4 separate regions of the Homo sapiens genome follow, and all the other regions are linked to region 2. A link is an interaction called in ENCODE POLR2A ChIA-PET data of the cell type or tissue named here. Cell type or tissue: MCF 10A. All regions are shown on one strand. Region 1 has its middle 220 kb from the start of DISC1-IT1. Region 2 has its middle 300 kb from the start of DISC1-IT1. Region 3 has its middle 200 kb from the start of DISC1-IT1. Region 4 has its middle 220 kb from the start of DISC1-IT1.

Evidence for each region. ChIA-PET counts read pairs that join two places held together with the same protein. Peaks named below come from ENCODE experiments on the same cell type or tissue, not always from the same donor. Only the 100,000 strongest peaks of a DNase experiment are listed, where the experiment ranks them.
Region 1: POLR2A ChIA-PET joins it to region 2 with 16 read pairs; 2 of 35 experiments call an interaction of 5 or more read pairs at or near these places.
Region 3: POLR2A ChIA-PET joins it to region 2 with 12 read pairs; 3 of 35 experiments call an interaction of 5 or more read pairs at or near these places.
Region 4: POLR2A ChIA-PET joins it to region 2 with 17 read pairs; 2 of 35 experiments call an interaction of 5 or more read pairs at or near these places.

The regions. Positions count from the first base shown.
Region 1 is chr1:232,147,871-232,152,870 of GRCh38, reverse strand. No RefSeq gene overlaps it. Among named protein-coding and RNA genes, the nearest start is that of DISC1-IT1, 220 kb to the right of the region's middle. In MCF 10A, no CTCF peak of the experiment used is centred here; a DNase peak (open chromatin) is centred at 2,780.
Region 2 is chr1:232,220,030-232,225,029 of GRCh38, reverse strand. It overlaps the pseudogene RN7SL299P. Among named protein-coding and RNA genes, the nearest start is that of DISC1-IT1, 300 kb to the right of the region's middle. In MCF 10A, no CTCF peak of the experiment used is centred here; a DNase peak (open chromatin) is centred at 3,049.
Region 3 is chr1:232,125,135-232,130,134 of GRCh38, reverse strand. No RefSeq gene overlaps it. Among named protein-coding and RNA genes, the nearest start is that of DISC1-IT1, 200 kb to the right of the region's middle. In MCF 10A, no CTCF peak of the experiment used is centred here; a DNase peak (open chromatin) is centred at 2,734.
Region 4 is chr1:232,139,892-232,144,891 of GRCh38, reverse strand. No RefSeq gene overlaps it. Among named protein-coding and RNA genes, the nearest start is that of DISC1-IT1, 220 kb to the right of the region's middle. In MCF 10A, no CTCF peak of the experiment used is centred here; DNase peaks (open chromatin) are centred at 1,671, 2,001 and 2,271.

The DNA of each region.
Region 1 (5,000 bases), 72 kb after region 2:
ATATGATTCAACCACATTTAGGAATATTAAATATGATTAAATTTAGATATGTTTCTTATAGGGATTACATGAGATTAAGTTATCCTATGGGGACTATTATAAAGATTTGTCTAAATATTTAGAGTACTTATACTTAACATATATGGATCGACTCATACCACTGTAAGTAAGTATATATATGTAAATGTGAGGTTTGTTTCAACCAAAACTTCAGAAGATGAAGAGTATAATTTTCCATCTCAGCTCCTTGTATCACATTTAAGCCTATATCCCATCTGTTCTAATATGTTCAATGATTTCTCAAAGTTTTTGGTCCACAGTTGGGACTTTTAAAATGTATTCTAGCATTATGATGTTTCACTTTTGAAACCCAACATTGTGTCATTTATTAAGGTGAACCTTAAGATGGTGGGAAGGTGGATGAGCTCCATCCGTCATCTTATATTAGAAACATCATAACCAGCCGTCAAGAAGGTGTTTTTCCCTGGAATATAAATATTTTATTATTAAAATGTCATGGCTCCTGAGAATATGAATAAATATGTTATTTAAAAGCATACCCAATTATTTATCTACATCAGTTTAGACTCATGGATTCTCATATTATTGTGGGTTATATTAATAATTTATTATTATTATTTATTTTTCTCAAATTTTCACAGATTTGGCCATGAGGAGTCCTTTCAAATTGGGTCTACATACCTTTGATATGTTCCCATCATTTTTTTGAGATCTTCCTTACTTTCTGGCACCTCAAAATGTTCAGGTTTGTCTGGTACTTTCCTTGCCCCAGACCTGGAATCAGAACGCAATAGAAATTTTAGGTAATAGATGATGTGCTTATTGATATTGGGGTGTGATTGCTTCCAGGCCCTCTCAGTCAATGAAACCAGGAGTACATCTGTGATTCCATACTGATATAAATATATAATTGTATAAATAAATAAATGGGGGAAAAAGAAAGCTTTTTGGTAGATTTTTAACTACAAAATGTAAAAGATATGATGGAAATAGAAAATTACCATTTGGCAAACACCATACAGATCATTATTTCAGTAGAGTCTAAAATTAGCGGACAAAAGTATTAAGCATAATGAGAAACAGAATAGTCACATAGTCTCAATGTATCTCCTCACAAGACACTTATTAATTACAAAGAGAAAAATAATCTATTTACAGTGAAGGAAGCTGGCAGACACACAACTTAACCAAGTGATCAAAGTCCCCATCACCAGAAATGGGATGGGCAAATGGGCTGTGTGCTCCTTGTGTGATGCACTGACAAGTACATAGCAGGACTCTGGGATGTGTCTAGCAGAAGTTCATACATCGTCTGAATCTAATCACAAGGAAGCATCAGGCAAACCCAAACTGAGAAATAGTATCCACAAGAACTAGCCAGTATTCTTGAAAAATGTCACGATCATGACAGACAAAGGAAGATGGAGAGACTATTCCAGATTAACGGGGACCAGGGAAACATGACAACTAAATGCCACGTGTGATTGTGAATCAGATCCCAGATTAGGAAAAGGGCTTCATAGGACAATGGGTGAAATCTGAGGAAGGTCTGCAGATTAGATAATAGGATTGAGTCAGTCTTAACTTCCTGATTTTTGAAAGTTTTCCTGTCATTTGGGAAACCTGGGTGAAGGCTATACCAAAAATTCATTTAGTATTTTGACAACCATTTTCTAAATCAAAAATCATTTTAAATGAAGAGGTAAAATATTAGAAACATTTTCTAAAAGCATACCCAGAAACAGTTATGTGAAAGGAACCAAATGCCTAGCCATGAAATATTGCTGGCTGCCTGTTAGGGTAGCTGCTCTCAGAAAGACCAGGAGAGCGCCCGGTCTTTCTGAACTAAGGCGGGTTATGACTAACCCTTCTCTTACCTGAGGCTACACTTATTAGCAGCAAAAGGGCAATGACCACAGCAGCCTCTGGAGGCTGGCCCTTCTAGAAGACCAGGTAGGGGAAGGTTCTTATACATCCCGAGTGTACCCTAAAGGATAATTGCATTAGAAAATGGAGTACTTTTTGGCCAGGTGCAGTGGTGGCTCACACCAGTAATCCCAGCACTTTGGGAGGCCAAGGCGGGTGGATCCCCTGAGGTCAGGAGGTCAAGACCAGCCTCGCCAACATGGCAAAACCCCATCTCTACTAAAAATACAAAACTTAGCTGGGTGTGGTGGCAGATGCCTGTAATCCCAGCTATTAGGGAGGCTGAGGCAGGAGAATCGCTTGAACCTGAGAGGCAGAGGTTGCAGTGAGCTGAGATGGTGCCATTGCACTACAGCCTGGGTGACGGAGAAAGACTCTGTCTCAAAAAAAAAAAAAAAGAAAAGAAAGAAGGAAAGAAAACAGAGTACTTTTTAATTTAAAATATATATTTAAAAGATGTGTGCTAAAAACATTTTTGCTACCATCTTCAGCTACCAAAAAAACCACTTGTGACATTATATATTTCAAGGTTATATTGAAATGCACAATTAATGCAGCTATTTTGATGAGCTATCAGTTGTTTGTTTTTCTTTTTTGCAACTTGGATGCTATGGTCTGAATACTTGGTAATATCTGAACTAAGGAATATTTGGATTTCAGGCACTGGTTAAATTTACATTATGAACAATAAGCGCTCTTCTCAGCATGAGAAAATGTTTTCTGAATTCAGGCACTTGTAATAACACGCAAAATTAGTGAAACAGCAATATGTATATTAAATTCTTGAGTGGAAATGACTTTAATGACTCATACTTTACTCATGACATTGAGCACGGAACTTGACTCATAAAAGGTTCCCTAACAGATTTTTAAATGATTTAATATTTGTTTATCCTCAAAGTTTATTTGTTTTAGAATATTTGCCTATGCATTGTCTTTTTTTGCACGGCATGGAGGAATATCTTCTTTGGTTTGCGTGTCCTCTTTGGAATAAATAACTAACTCATCTCCAGTACTAGCTTATTTTTAAATCTAAGAGTTCATTATCTTCACTTTCGATAGTCTTTCATTGTTGCAATCTCCATAAAGGGGCCCATGGCAAAGCTCCTATTGCTCTGGCCTCTTCTTGAACCCTCGTGGGTGGGACTAGGGTTCCAGACATTCCCTCCTTCTCCAGTATGTCTAAACATACTCAGAATATCATTTTTTATCTTATAAAAAAGAAGCCCTCTGCTATGCTGAGTATACTTAACGAGGTCTGCAGGGCAAATGTTAATCTATAGGATATACACAGGATGTTTAGAATACGTTTGTATATTATAAACCATATAGCCAATATACCATGTGTATTCACTCATGCACATATACACTCTGCATGCAATTCTGTGTGTTTCTAGGCATATAGCTAAGAATGAAGTGGTTGAAGCTTGCATGGAGGAGGTGGAGACCTTGCTAAAATCATGATGTGTTAGCTAATAAATATAAGTAAAATCTCTGACCACCCACAAATGCTTCAGTTAGAAGAAATGTGCATAATACATTTAAGTGACTGATACATTTTAAATGTTGGAGATTGGCACTGTCCAGGGTAGTGGAAAGAATGTTCGACTTAAATTTAAAATATACAAATCCTAATCCTAGCTCGACCACCTGTTACAGAGTCATCTAACTTTTCTAAGTCTCAGGGGTTTTTTATTTATAAAATGAAGTAAATATGCCTATCTTCCAAATACGAGCAGATTAAACAGAAAATGAATGTGGCCACTTTTTGTAAATATTAAATTGCTTCATTCAGGTATTCCTCAAATATGTATTGAGTGCCTCTGCATTAAATGCTGGGGACACAGCCATAAATAGGTCAGATATTGTCCTGCTCTGATGGACTCTCCCTTCTGATGGAAGACAGACATTCAACAATTCATTACACAATGTATAGTTTAATTGGCTCTGAAGCCTTTATCAAAGGGACCTATCCTGGCTCAGTCTGGGGAGTCAAAGAAAGCTTTCTTGTGTTGGTGTATGCTGAGCTGAGTAAGAATTACAGATGGCAGCGGGAGGAGAGAAGAAAACATACCAAGCAAAGGAAGCAGCATGTCTAGGGGCTCAGTATCTTGCCCACTGTGGTGCTAACAACAGTAATGCATTTATGTCTAATGCAATGGGAAGTCATTGAGTGTTAGTAGCTTTTTAGTAGCTTTCATTTTTTTAAAGCAGTTCTAGGTTCACAACAAATGACAGCAGAAAGTACAGAGAGTTTTCATATACCCCCTAATGTCCTCCATTAGCCTTCTTGACCATTGACATCCTGCACCAGAGTGGAACATTTGTTACACAGTCAATGAACCAGCATTGACACATCATCGTCACCCAATACCCATAGTTTCCATTAGGGCTCACTCTTGGTGTCGTATGTTCTATGCGTTTTGTACATTCTATGCAGAGGACATATATCTATCATTGTAGTATCATAAAGAGTTGTTTTACCACCCTAACAGTGATTTTGATAAAGGGAGAAACATGTTCAAAATTGCCTTTCAGCAGGATCTCCAGTGGCAGCATGGTAAATGAACTGAAGGTGTCCAAGAGTGAATGTAGGAAGTTGATCTAGACTAGAGAAACTTTAGAAATTTGGGTTAAAATCCTTGAAGGTCCATGGAGAGATGAGCTCAAGACAAATGAGGGGAGGAGACCAGAGCAGAGCCCATCATGGGACAGCAGGAAGTAGCCACAGGGAGAAGGTAACTGGGAGTTCCTACACAGAGGTCACTCTCACTCTAACCAGAAATTCAATAAGCCCCCTGTCCCTGAGAGTTCAAACAAAGCTCATTGTTCACATGGCTTCTTTATGAGAATAGCCTTGTGTCCACTCACTGAAATGTCCATGACTTCGTCATGCCTATAAGGACTTAACATGTTTAATATTATCAGCTTCCCATGAGCATGTCCTCGTGTTTATTTTCTGAGACACATGATAAGACAGAGATCGGAAAGTGCCTCAGCTTTTCTTAGCTTGACTTTTCCACCTCATTCCCCAGGTCAAAAAAAACTGTCCT
Region 2 (5,000 bases):
ATTCAAAAATATTATTGAGCATCTACTACATATCAGGCATTTTTCTAGACCCTGGAGAAACAGTATTGATTGAAACTCATGGAGCTTACATTTTAGCAGGGGAGACAGACACACACAAGGTAAAGAAATAAACTACATAACATGTAAGGTGATGATAAGTAAAAGGGAGGAGGATGGAATGCAGGATGAGGCAGATTCTAGACAAATAAAAAAAAACAGTGCCCTTTTCCTGCAGGATATAGTTTGGCCTTCATGCTCAGTCAAAGCACCCTTCCTCTAGGGAATGCAATCCACACTTGGACATTCCTTGGCAAGTGGAGCAAGGGCTCCATTCAGAACCTGCTTGCTCCTTGGATCAGGTGCCATGATGCTCTGCAGCCCAGCTATGAAGTGGGGAGTTCATGTGTGTGCCTGTGTGTGTGTGTGTGTGTGTGTGTGTGTGATGCAAAGCTCTATTTACTCCAATACTGATGGCACAGTGTTCAAAAGACCAAAAAACAAACCTGGAGCCAGCAAACAAGACATAAGATTTATTGAGGACTTATACACAGGGTCATCCAGAGGTGGTGGGCTGGACAGGAAAACTGCTACTGTTTATAAAAAGCATGCAGTTTATATAGCATTTTCACTTATCAACCTCTGCCTAGCAGCCTCCATTTCAACCAAAACAAAGGGCCTTGATCCGCTGTACAGCCTGCATTCCAAGGGATGGGCCAGGGGCTAGGATGTTCTTCATAGATAAGGAGTGAATCTCTAGGTTGGCCACTCTTGGATTTCGTAGCTTGGAACTACAAACACACATACGTCTCAGATCAGAGGGTCATTCTTAGGATATGCTTAAGTTATTGCTGTTCAGTGCTTCTGCCATACAGTGTGATTTTACGGAAAGCGGCCAGGGCAGTCCTCCCTAGGGAGGTGACACTTGAGTGAGGACCTGAAGGAGGGAGGTAGCAGTGCTGTGATAGGTGAGGGAAGAGCAGGAAGGGCAAGTGCAACAATATGAGGAGAGAGCCTGGCGATGGGTTGCAGAAAGGGCAGGGGGTCAGGTGGCTATGTGAGCGTGACCAGTGTGGAGGGAGCGAGGAGAGGGCAGTGGGGGGACAGGGTTAAGGGAGGTTGCACAGGGATTAAGGCTGTAGAAAAAACATTAGCCTTCATGACCACAAGGGAGGCATCCTCAGAGGCCTTGGCAATCACACCTAACACATTTTGTCAGGATCTCTCTGGCTGCTGATTTGAGGCTCGGTTAAAGTGGGGCAAAGGTGAATGCATGAGGCCCAGTTAGAAGGCTACTGCATCATCCAAGCAAGAGATGCCCAGTATGGGTCTTATCTAATTCATCTGCAGTCAGCATAATCTTTCTGAAGCCCAGTTTGATATGTTTCTTCTTAGTAAAGAATCCTTCAGTGGCTCCCCAGTGCCCATACAATTGTCAACTGAAAAATGATGAGGTTCATAAATTTAGAAAAGGGAGCTTTATTTCTCATAAAGGGTTGCAGCCTGCAGGTGGCCATTCTGGCAGACTGGGAAATGTAGCCTCTGGCCAGAAGCCAGAAGCCAGAAGCCAGAAATAGGCACTCTGAGGGAGGGGCAAAGGGAAAAAAAAATTATGTTGAATGGAGTGGTCAAATATACATATTCAATAGGCTATGGGAGGGATCATGAATATTCATGAAAAGAGAAACATGCACATGTGCAGTGGAGCTTCAGGCCCCTTCATTCGTCCTATGTACAAATAATGGTGGCGTTAGCATGACCTGGGGTTGAAGGTGTCAGCCCTCTGACATCAAAAGGTAAAGCAGAGGATGTGAAATTCTCTGTAGATTGGTCATAACCACTGGGTGGCTGATGGGCTCTTATTTATTTATTTGTTTATTTTTTTTCAGATAGGTATCACTATGTTGCCCAGGCTGGAGTGCAGTTGCTTTTCACAGGCACGTTCCACTACTAATCAGCACAGGAATTTTTACCTGCTCCATTTCTGACCTGGGCCAGTTCACCCCTCCTTATGCAACCTGGTGGCCCCATACTCCCAGGCGGTCACGATATCGATGACAAACTTAGTGCAAACACCCAATTGGTATAGCACACTACAGCCCAGAACTCCTGGGCTCAAGGGATCCTCCAGTCTCAGCCTTCTGAGTAGCTGAGTCTCTTATGAGGCATAAAAGGAGGGGAAGTGTTAGACAGTTTGTTGGTATCAGTGGTGGATTTGAAAGGGCTGGTATCTGCTCAGCCTTTAGGGACGGAAGTCTATTTGTGGTTAGCAAAGGAGCAGGTATAACTAGGTCTGTCTGATCTCCCATCCCATCATGGCTGAGAAGCCAGTTTTCAAGGTTGCTCTGTGGTCCCCTTGACCAAGAGATGGTCCTTTCAGTAGGTTGGGGGGCTTAGCATTTAATTTTATTTCTCAAAACGAATTTCCTTGTATTGGATAATGGACTAACCCTAACCAGGCCTTCCTCTTTTCCAGCATCATAGCCAGGCAACTCCTCTCTCTAGCTCCTGTTTGACACCCTACTCTTCTGAACTCTAGCTACAGAATTTCAAGCTGATGCTCCAAATACCTCCTCTGGGCTGCACTTGGAGTCTCAGGTGACAGATCAGTTCTATAGAGGCAGGGCCTGGGGCCTGGCTTTGGAAGATCTTCAGGAAACACCTGTGGAGCTTCCAAATTGGTGAACACATTAAGGTATTGGGAGGTGTCATGCACCCAGAGAGGCATGGGAACTCCATGCCTCTTCCCTACACCTTGCCCTATGCATCTCTTCCACCTGGCTGTTTCTGAATTGTATCCTTTGTAATAAACCAAATCAAATGATGATTCAGAGTGCATATGCAAGCCTCATAAAACACTTGGAAGAAAACAGGATTTTAGCATAGCACCTCACTTTGCACATTAAAAATGGAAAAATACGATAGAAGAGGTGTGCCAGGCTCTATCTCTGACTCAGCACCTATGGCCAGAAGGATCAGATGTCTGGCATGTGCTCTGCGTTACTTCATGTTCATTGCTCTTGAGAATGCACCATTGCTTCTTAGGAAGTAAAGAGAACACAGCCTCTGGGAGGGAAGCTATGATTCACCAGGTGTGCATGGTGTAACTTCATTGGGTGGCGCAAGGGCTCTCCACTGTTGGAACACTCTTGGCTTCTGATGACAACTTTCTTTACTGGGAATTTTGCCCACTAATTTATAGGTATGAAATACCAAAAAAAAAAAAAAAGAGAGAAAAATTAGAATCTATGTAGATAAAAAACTATGTTATATAATTTCATGTTTTTCTTAAAATACAATGTAAAGAAAATTTTATCTGGTGTTTTACGTAGCATTTATTCTGCCTAATTCTTCTAATCAACAGAGAAAGTGAGGAAGAAGAAATGAAACAAAAGAAGCAAACTGGGGGCAGGGAGACTCACTATGCACCCGTGTTTCAAGCTCTTTATGGACCTGATGTCATGTAATCTTGCAACAACTTTGTGGTGTGGGTATTCTTACCCACTTTTGCCCATTTAGGACATTAAGAACAAGACCTACCTAAAACCTACCTAAAATCACATGGTAAATGGCAGCTTGAAATTTTACTAGGATGGCTGGCTTCAAAACTTGTGACAGTTCCACTCTACTGAACTGTCTTTGAAAAAGAGAGAAACACCTATGATGGTGAAGGAAGAAATATGCAGGCTGGAGAAGGGGAGAGGCAGAGCAGGGGTGAAGGGAAATGCAGGCTGGGGAAAGGGAAGGAAGCACGATGCTCAGAGCAGCTGGAAGATGACTGGCTGTGTTTGGGGCACCACAGCATCTGTTGCAATTGGCCTAAATGGCCATTTTTTTCTTTGAATTGGTCACCAACAATGAAAAATCAAGGAATTTTTGTGTGTGTGTGTGTGTGAAATCTGAATTGCTAACATCTTTTGAAAGCTCAGAGAGGAGGCCAAGCTGAGCCTGCTTTCCACATGGTGACACTTAGCTGGAGCTGAGGGTTAGCTGTCTCCTCTGCCCAGGCCTTGGCTGGGAAGTTTCCTGAAGCATCTCTGACAGAGTTAGGCTGACCCAGAACACCCACCATGGCCCAGCTGTGTGTGCCTTCATGCCCTATGTCTTTTTAAACTCTGCCCCAGCATTCTTGACTATTCTTTAAGACCCTAGGAACCTATTCAAAGGCTGCCTACTCTGTAGAGCCTTCTAGTACAGCCCAGACAACTTACTCATTACTTTGGAAACCGTTCTAGTACAGTGTGTAAGCTCCTTGAAGGCAGGGCTGTATCTGGGTCCCCTTTCTTTTCTTCTTTTTTTTTCTTTTCTTTTTTCTTTTCTTTTTTCTTTTCTTTTTTTTTTTTTTTTTTTTTTTTTTTTTTTTTTTGATAGAGACAGTGTCTCACTTAGGCTGGTCTTAAATTCCTGGTCTCAAGGGATTCCCTCACCTCGGCCTCCCAGAGTGCTGGGATTACAGGCACGAGTCACCACACCCAGCCTGGTTCCTATTTCTATATGAGCTTCTAGCACAATATCTGGCTCACAGCTGGGAAACCATAACCATTTAGATGAAATGGACTTATGTTAGATCAATAAAAACTTTGCAGAGTTACAAAATCTAGAGTATCTCATTGAAGAGAGACTCAAACCGCTAGACCTTTTCAAGACTGAGCACTACCAGCAGGGCCCTTGGAGCTCATTCTGCGTCTGTCTGCCTGGCATTCCCACAGAGAGGTTAGGGTGGCATGTCCCCATCACACAGCCGGTGTGGAAGCCAATGAGTTCAAACAAAACGTGGCATGCCCAGGTGGATTGGAAACACTTCCTCAGCAAGCCGCCCAGTTTTGATCCATGTTTAAATTTATTTTTTGCTACAACTCAGTACACACACTGTTAACTCTAACATCTGTCAGGGAGGGCTTGTGTGAATGGGCCCCAAGCAGAAGGGAATGGAGTGTATGGAGATAAACTTGTTGGGAGGGTGAAGAGGGAAGGCTTCGCAATGTGGCCAGAGCCATCGCCAG
Region 3 (5,000 bases), 95 kb after region 2:
TTGTAGTTGGGATAGTCATGGGCTGTAGCAACTGGTAATATCTTTCCTTTGCCTAACACTTTCAACTTCTCAAAGTACTTCACATCTATTTCTACCTACTATTTGCTCTATAGCTCCTAGAAGTGCATAGAGAATTATTACTAGCTCCCTTTTGTAGATGAAGACAAAAAAGGCAGAGATAATGATAAGCATTATTAAAATCTCAGGGCTATAAACAAAAGAGCCGGCCTGGAATCTGTGTTTTCTAATTCCCAGTTCTCTCCTAAATTAGGGCTATATACTTCGTAAAATTACAAATAATATTTTTTTATCAGAAAAAAACTAGAGATGATCTAATGCAATGATTTTAAATGTTTAACATAGCAGAATCATATTGCAAATATATGCAAAATCCATCAATTCTCCCTTTATCCCCATGAACTGCTTCCTAATGCCTAATCTCCCTGGAACCCAGTTTGGAAGTCACTGATGAAGTCTATCCCATTCATTTTCTATACAAGGAAACAGCCAGAAAGACCTCACTGGGATGTGCCTCAGGTTACTCAGCTGGTTAAAGGAAGAACTAGAATCCTGCCCTAGGGTTCTCAATTTTTAGTTTATTATAAACTATCCATCATCGCTTGAGTTTTCTATAGTCTTTTACACCCAAGCAACTATCATAATCTGCATTTTGTTGTTTAAATTCTTTTATTCTCCTGGCTTCATTTGTGATTGCTTATTTTTTATAGCAATAAGTTGAAAATATAAATCAGAAAATTACTTCACAGTTCAGTATTTAGTTTGTTAGTGGAATTCTTTTCAAGCACTTAAAAAATCGTATGGGTAAGTTACCAGGGACATCATAAAATATTATAGTTTGCCTATCAGTATCAGCATGTGGAGCACAGAAAAATCTTATCAAGAGAAGTATCACAGAGTTACATCAGCAAAATGACAGAGGAGAGTAAACAGCTCCAAGCTCATGTCCCTCCAAAGAAACATAGAAAAACAAGCAGAATTGCCAGAACCAACTTACAGGACTCTCTAAAACAGTCAAAGCTTTACAGAACCAAGTGGAAGCTGAATCCAAACAACAGCAAAAAAAGGCAAGTTAAGAATGGTAGAAAAGTTTTGTGGCATTCTTTTATTTGCACTTGCCCCAACCCCTCCCCAACTGAGAAGAGGTCTTTAGGATGGCAGCCTGCATCCCCAGGGTGGGATGCTGATCCCTGGTTCCAGAGAGAACACAGCAAGACTTATGTGTAAATCATTCTGTTTGTCTGCTCTAACTTGTTGAGGGCTACCTGAAGAACTGATGCAAGGTGCTCATCTCTGTTTTGCCTAATGTGGAGCTTACTCAAGACAAAAAAGTGGCAGGCATTGCTCAAAATCAATGCAAGATAAATGAGAAACTCACAGCTGCCTTGAGCAAAATATTACAGTCAAGGTTTACAATAGAACACCTAAAGCCTGGGAGAAAAAATGACGATAGTTTCTTTTGGAAATTTGGGCATTCAAAAGCACCTGTGTATACTGGAAAATCTAGAAAGACACATGGATGCCCAAGGAAGAATGCATTCTCAGAAAACATCTGGGAAGACCCTAAACTTTCACTTTTTATCTCTAGACTCAGTGCAAGCAGGAAAGAAAGATTGAGGCAGGGTTGTAAAGAGCCTGACTAAGTGCTGAAGTGTTGAAGAAGGAGTACATTAACATAGAGTCATCCACAGAGATGGAAGAGGTGGGGTTTGGAGTTTTTTGTTTTATTTTATATTTTGACTTGTTTAATATTGTTAGCTCTTGATGTTCAAGGAAATCTGTATCAGAACAACAACTGAACACAAGGTAAAGGAATAGAAGTTTCAGGGACACACAATGAAGAATACACAGTCTTTGGAAAAACAGCCTAAAAGAGTCACTAAAGAAACAGATGTGTGTAGCCTTCAACAATCAAAAAGAGCACATCCTGGGGAAGGGGAATAATCTGTTTTCCAGAGTTAAACTATTGTAATATTCAAATGTCCGTGTTTCAACAAAAAAATTGTAAGGCATAAAAAGAAACAAAGAACTCTGGTTCATTTTCAAGAAAAAAACAAATTCACAGAAACAATCCCTGAAGAAGTGAAGTCATTAGCATTACTCTACAACAATCTTAAATCAACTGTTTTAATTATTTTCAAATAGCTATAGAAAACCACATAAGAACTAAAAAAAACTAGAAAAATATATGAGCAAAATGATGATATCAATAAAGATACAGAAATTAGAAAAAGGACCTATATAGAAATTTTAAAGCTGTAAAGTAAAATAATTGAAATAAAAAATGCAGTAGAGTTTTTCAACAGCAGATTAGAGCAAGCCAAAAAGAGACTAAGTGAACTTAAAGAGAGAACAATTAAAAGTATCCAGTCTAGGAGCAGAAAGAAAAAAAGAATGAAGAAAAGTAACCAGAACATAAGAACCTATGGGCCTCCATCAAGTGGACCAGCTATGCATTATGGAGTCCCAGAAGGAGAACAGAAAGAGAGATGGGGTAGAAAGAATATTTGAAAAAATAATGGCCAAAATCTTTGCTAAATTTGATTAATGACAAGAATTTACAGATTCAAGAAGCTCAACAAACTCCCATACAATAAACTCAAAGAGAATCCCACTGAAACATGTTACAATCAAACTGTCAAACCCATATACAGAATTTTGAATCAGCAAGAAAGAAATGACTCGTCATGCAGAAGACATCCTCAACAAGGATAATAGCTGATGACTCATCAGAAGGCATGGAGGCCACAAGGCAGTGGGATGACATACTTAAAGTGCTGACAAAAAAACTGTCAACTAAGGACTTTAAAACTATCTTCCAAAGGTGAAAATATTAGGATATATGCAGATTTTTTAAAGCTGAGAAAATTCGTTACCTGTAAACCTGCCCTTCAAGGAATGTTAAGGGCAGTCCTTCAGGATGAAACAGAAGGACACCAGGCAATAACCTGAAGCTATAAGAAGAAATAAATATCTACAATAAAGTTTACTAAATAGGTAAATATTAAAACCAGTGTTATTGCATTTTTTGTTTGTAACTACACTTTTTATTTCCTACATGATTTAAAGATAATTGCATGAAAATCATTGCAAATCTATGTTATCTGTATATATATATATCATACTACATAAAGATAATATGTATTATGAAAGGAAAAGAAATCTTGGGGCCCCCAAATCACTAAACTAAAGGGAAAAGTCAAGTGGGGAACTGCTTAGGGCAAATCTGCCTCCCGTTCTATTCAGTCACCCCTCTGCTCACTGAGGTAAATGCATATCTGATTATCTCATTTGGAGAGGCTAATCAGAAACTCAAAAGACTGTAACCATTTTTCTCTTATCTACCTATGACCTGGAAGCCCCCTCCCTGCTTCGAGTTGTCCTGCCATTGCCTCGGGTTTTCCCACCTTTCTGGACTGAACCAATCTACATCTTACACACATTTATTGAAGTCTCATGTCTCCCTAGAATGTATAAAACCAAGCTGTGCCCCTAATACCTTGGGCACATGTCATCAGGACCGCCTGAGGTTGTGTCATGGGCATACATCCTCAATCTTGGCAAAATAAACTTTCTAAATTAACTAAGACCTCTCTCAGATTTTCAGGGTTCACAGTATCTTTATATTTTATGTTAGGCACACAATATATGAAGATATAATTTGTAACAATAACAATAACATAAAAGGGGATAGAGCTGTATAGAAGAAGAGTTTTTGTTTGCTATTGAAGTTAAATAGGTGTCCGTTCTAACCATATCACTACAAACTTAAGATGGTAAATATAATCCCCCTGGCAATCCCTGAGACTGTGTTTAAAAAGTATACACAGAACTCAGCAAGCAGGGCATCAAAACGGTGTGAAAAAAAAAATCAACTAACCACAAAGGAGGCAGTAATGGAGAAAATGAGCATCACAACAGTAATAAAACATGCAGAAAACATATAGAAAAAGAGCAAAAGTAAGTTCTTCCTTAACTGCCTCAAAATTAAATGGATTAAAATCTCCAATCAAAAGGCAGAGTTTGAAAGAATAGATATTTTAAAAATGATCCAACTATATGCTGTCTCCAAATGACCCACTTTAGATCCAAACAGACACAAATAAATTTAAAGTGAAACGATAGAAAAATATATGCCATGCAAACAGTAACCAAAAGACAGCTGGAGCAGCTATAGGTATCAGGCAAAATAGACATCAGTCAAAAACTGTCAAAAAAGACACAGAAGGGCATTACATATTGATTAAAGGGTTAACTCATCAAAAAGATTTAACATTTATAAACAGATATGTACCAAACAACAGAGTCCCAAAATATATGAAGCTAACACCGACTAAAGTAAAGGGAGAAATAGATAATTCTATAATAACAGCTGGAAACTTGAATATACAACTTTCAATAATGGATAAAACATCTGGACAAAAGATCAGCAAGAAAATAGAGAGTATTAACAATTGTATAAACAACTAGAAACAGACATATATAGAATATCATATGCAACAACAGCAAAATACACATTCTTCTCAAGTGCACATAGAAAATTCTCTAGGATGGACCATGCATTAGGTACAAAACAAGTCTCAATAAATTTAAAAGAATTGAAATAATAAAAAGTATCTTCTTTGACCACAATGGAATAAAGATATAAATCAATAACAGAAAGAAAACTAGAAAATTCACAAATATGTGCAAGTTAAATGACACACTCTTAAGCAACAGGGGGTCATAGTTGAAATGACAAGGGAAATTAGAAAATACTTAGAAACAATTGAAAAGAGAAACACAACATACCAAAATGTATGGGATGCAGCAAAGGTAGTATTCAGAGGGAAATTTATAACAGGTAAACATCTACATTACAAAAGATGAAAAGTCTCAAATCAATAACCTAACTTTACACCTCAAGGAACTAGAAAAAGAAGAATAAGATAAACCTAAAACTAGCAAAGGAAGAAAATAATGAAGATTAGAGCAGAGATAAA
Region 4 (5,000 bases), 80 kb after region 2:
ACTTCCTTATCCTGCCTCCACCCAGGGGCTGCGTGTACTTCAGGGCACATGAGTCTGAAGCAGTCGACTCCCAACTTTTCTGAATGTGAAGCCCTATTAGTTAAAAACTTTTGAGCATGTGTTCCTTATGTATTGTTACAAATTAATATATTACATTATACACATTTGCTCAAAAGCAGAAAATTTAACAGAATGAGACATTACTTATTTTCTGTGTAGTTCCTATACACAGAAAATAAGTTGGCAGACCATCCTCTCCTCTCATCTATAATTAAAATACAGTGTAATAAATTGGAAAAATTTCTCACTTTTTTGATGATTTTGATATTATTTTTATAATATCCTGCAAAGATGAACCACTGTAGCTTTCCTGCCTTCTGGGTTATATTCCCTGCCTGCAGGCAGAGACTGTGGAAGCCATGGCTTTTGTGAGTGCCACTGGGCTGGACCTGGGCTCTGCTGGGGCTCCTATTGTGCTGGGTGGTCTGAAGTCTGGCCCCTGAATTCTAGGATAGGAAGAACAGCTGGGGGAGTTTAGGAATGAGGGGTGGGCCCAAAGGGGTGCCGAATGACTCAAGGCAGATGCATTTAACCAGGTCCGGTATTATCATAGATTTATTTGTTTTGGGAGGAGAAATACAAAATTTTTGGAAAAATATATCACATAACCAATGGAAATATTTGCAAACTGCTCTCTACGTCACATGAGTTGCTTCTGAAAAGTACTTTCGTTGTTACTGTTAACTTGTCACCTCCACATTGTACATGAATGTGTGTGTTCCTGTGTATATCTTTTCCTTCGTTTTCAAAAACATCCGTGTTCTAGTGACAAGAATGTCCTTATTAAATATTTTCCAAATTTGGCACACTTGTCTTTTTGTAAATGAAAAATTTCTAATTCATCCTTAAACTTTATAACTGTACTTTATTTGCCCTGAGATAACTTAGGAGCCTCTAAGAGGCACAAATTATTTGTATGATCATTCCTTCACCTCATTACAAAATGTGACAATCATCCTATATTCTTAGACAGATGATATCTGCAGGGCTACTGACAAAGACTCTCTTCTTGACCAAATTCTAGTCAGGCTCCACTGAGCCCCCTTCTCCACTAGGCCTCATCCTTGGCCTATAAAGGCTTGAACAAACACAAACACAGTTTCTAGCAGCTCAAGGCCACATCCTTAGCATGCCCCTAATCTCCTTAAAGTGCCTGCCTGAGAAATGCAGGGCTGCCCAAGGAATTTACTGTTTGTTTCAGCCAAAACCTGAAGATAAGTACCCTGTCTCCCAGCCTCCAGAAGGGCAGCGCTTTGAGAAGGAGCACTTAGAAAATCCAGATAGTTTCCACATGGACCAAGCTTCCTCCCTCCCGCCTTTGATGATTTTTCACTTCCCTGACTCTCCTGAGTCCCCACTCACACCTCTCCTCATTCCCTTATTCTTCCTTTAAAATGCCTAGTCACTGCTGCACAAATCAAAGTGCTGATTGAAGTCTCTTCTTACCACTTTAACTAGTGCCTGGCTTTGTTTATTTTTGACACTGTTTAAGCCAGAAATAGGTTAACTGCCCCACGTCACAACACAGGGGGCATAAAACAAACATGGGAGGTTGGCACCATCAATCCTATTGCCATGGGATGGGTCTGGATGGGTTCATTTCTTCACGGAATTCACAGGGAAAGACAATTGCCCAACACAGTCTGAGTCAAGACAGCAGTATCAGTCTGCACATTACCTGTCAGTACAACTTATTTTCCTGCTTGTTTTCATTAGATCAAAAAATACATGTAGATTCACCTTCTAGCATTTTCATGTACTTCCAGTGGGCCATACTGCATACACCCCACATTCGGAACCAGGGATCTGAAGAGCAAAGTTATGTAAGGAAAGCGCAATTGGAATTCATGCCCCACAGTCCACACCCCGTAGGAGACGGATTCCACATGGGGTGATTCAGACTTTACCCTGGTTAGCCCTGGCCCAAAAATGCCAGGCTCTTGCATGTGCGGGGCATCATCTGTACAGATGGTATTCCCATCTGACAAGCAGGGCTTTCTTGGATCCACGGGCACTGTGCCCAGTAGATGAAAAATGTGAGCAGCACAGATTCAAGCCACTCTTGTCTTCTTAAAATAAGCAATTCATTTTTTAGGGAGCTATTTTTAATAGCATTAGTTACTTGGCAGCTGTTTCCAAAATGGCTTCCACAATTCTAAGAAGCTGTGATTCATCCTTTGGCCTGGCAGTGTCCTGGGTACATGGAAATTCCAGGGGGAGTTATAAATGCCACTTTTCATGCTTGGAGCTCACAAAGTCCTCTGTGAAGCCAAAAGTGAGATTCGGCAAATTCCATGACAATGAGAAACAAGAACCAGTATTCAGTTGATTGTTGGTCAAACACTCCTGTGTTACCCAGTGTGGGAATCACACACATTAGCAACTGGAAGCCACTGAGGTCTCTCAGTCTGTTCCCTGTAGTCTGGATGGGATCCTTTCTTCATGGTTGTTTTCTGGATTATACTTATTTCCACATTGGCTTGCATTACTTTTTTCTGTTTTTTATTTTTACTCTATATTATTTTACAAAATAGTGAAGTATGCATAAAATTTTTTGGTTTTTAAATGTTCTAATTATTTTTATTTGCTTTTCACATTTAGTAAAAATAAAAAATCTCAAATAATACGAAAGTATGGAAAATGAAAAGTAAAAGACCCCAACTCACAACCCCTTCTTCATTTGGCAGAATTAATCACTATTTTGGTTTGTCTTACTTCACTATTTATATATGAATTTATTATACCATATTTAAGATAGATTAGGTAACTATCATTACCATTTTGTTAGATATGCTGCCAGCATTTTCCAAGTAAATGCAAGCATACACATATATTTTTGTATTTACTATTTTTATTTAGATTTTTCTGTTTTCACTGGGATGATGCTATGTATACTGATCATCATTTCCTGTTTTGCATGTTTTATTTTGCACTTCTTTTTACATTGGCACAATTGCCTTTATAATTGTTGCACGGCACTTCTTTTATGGAATCATCATAATTTATTTAATTGCTCCATATGAATGGGAATTCAGCTTGCTCCAGGTTTTTACTATGACAGTGTGGTGCACCCAACATCCTCACACTTAACAATCTTAGTAAATTGGTCAATTTCTAGACATGAGATCTTTAATATGTTAATTATAAATTGACTAAATAGAATGCAGTTGCATTTGGAGAAAATTTCACCTTAACAGTGCCACCAATCATCATTGCTGTCAGAATTGAGAATTCTTTTAATGTATTTTTAAGTTTTTTAAGTTGCAGCAAAATGCACATAACACAGAATTAGCCTTCTTAAACATTTTAAAGTGTATAGTTCAGTGGCTTTAGTATTATACATTCTTATGGTTTTGCAAGCACCAGCATCATCCATCCACAGAATTCTTTTTATCTTCCCAAACTGAAACTCTGTTCCTATTTTTTTGTTTTGTTTTTCTTGTTTTGTTGTTTTGTTTTGGTTTTGGTTTTTTTTCATGACAGAGTTTCTCTCTTGTTGCCCATCCTGGAGTGCAATGGCGCGATCTCGGGTCACTAAAACCTCTGCCTCCCGGGTTCAGGTGATTCTCCTGCCTCAGCTTCGAGTAGCTGGGATTACAGGCATGCACCACCATGCCCAGCTAATTTTTGCATTTTTAGTAGAGACAGGGTTTCACCATGTTGGTCAGGCTGGTCTCGAACTCCTGACCTCAGGTGATCCACCCACCCCAGCCCTCCCAATGTTCCTGTTAACACTAACTCCCTCTTCCCCCTCTCCACAGCCCCTGGTGACCACTATTCTACTTTCTGTCTCTATGGATTTGATTCTTTAGGAGCCTCATAGGAGTGGGACCATATAGTGTCTGTCTCTTCATGATTGGCTAATTTTACTTAGCATGATGTCCTCAGGGTTCATCCATGGTGTAGCATGTATTAGAATTTCCTTCCTTTTCAAGGCTGAATAATATTCCATTGTATAGATATACCACATTTTATTTATCCATTCATCCATAGAAAAACACTTGTTTAATATATTTTAATATTCACTTAGTTGCAAATTTTCTGATCCTTCAATTGTCTAATTTAAAATCAGGAAATTTGAGGAAAACACACATATATGAGTCCATCATAACTCTAAGGTCCCACTGCATGACTTTATAGGTGAAGAGGCACTGATGGTCTGCCCTCCTCCTCTGCAAGTACCTCTGGAAATCTTTGTACAGGCGATGCCATCACCACCCTTCTCAGCAAAGCCAGAGGGCTCAGCCTGCAGCCCAGCCCCTCGTGGCAGGTGCAGCCCTGCTGCTCATCGGAGGGATGCATCGTAGGCATTGTTAACACACAAGAGGAGGTCACTGAAGAATGTGATTGTTCTGCCATTGTGTTTTTGTACGGTTCTTTTTTCTCATGAAACTTCATGGAGAAATTTAAGAAATGTAATCAAAGTATCTGCACTTAAGTTTAGAGCCCATTGCATGTCTTTGTGAGAGTCTGTGGGTTTCTGCTACCACATGACTTAGACGGGTTAGATTTGGGGAGCTCACTTTGTCAAAATTTCCCTGGCATTTTGTCTGAAGAACCTAAGTTAATTTTCTTTTTAATGAAACTTTCCTCCAAAATACTTATAAAACACAGAATCTTGATTTATTCTCAATTACTGCCCCAAAACTACCAATTTCATCTCATGACAAGACTAGTAAAAGGCAAAAAGTGAGATGGAAAACAAATTACAAATGTATTCTGGCTGCTGGGTGATGAAAACCAATACATGTAATTTTAAAATAAAGCAAGGACAATTATTTTTCAATAATTTCAATAGAATTAATAGAATAGGAAAGGAGTCCTGTTTACATTGTTTTTGTTGTTCTTGAAGCTCTGGCTTTCCTACAGACATGGCCTCAATAATCTTTCAACAGCACCCTGACGTAGACAAGGTGCACAGGGTGGGAGAACAACCGGGC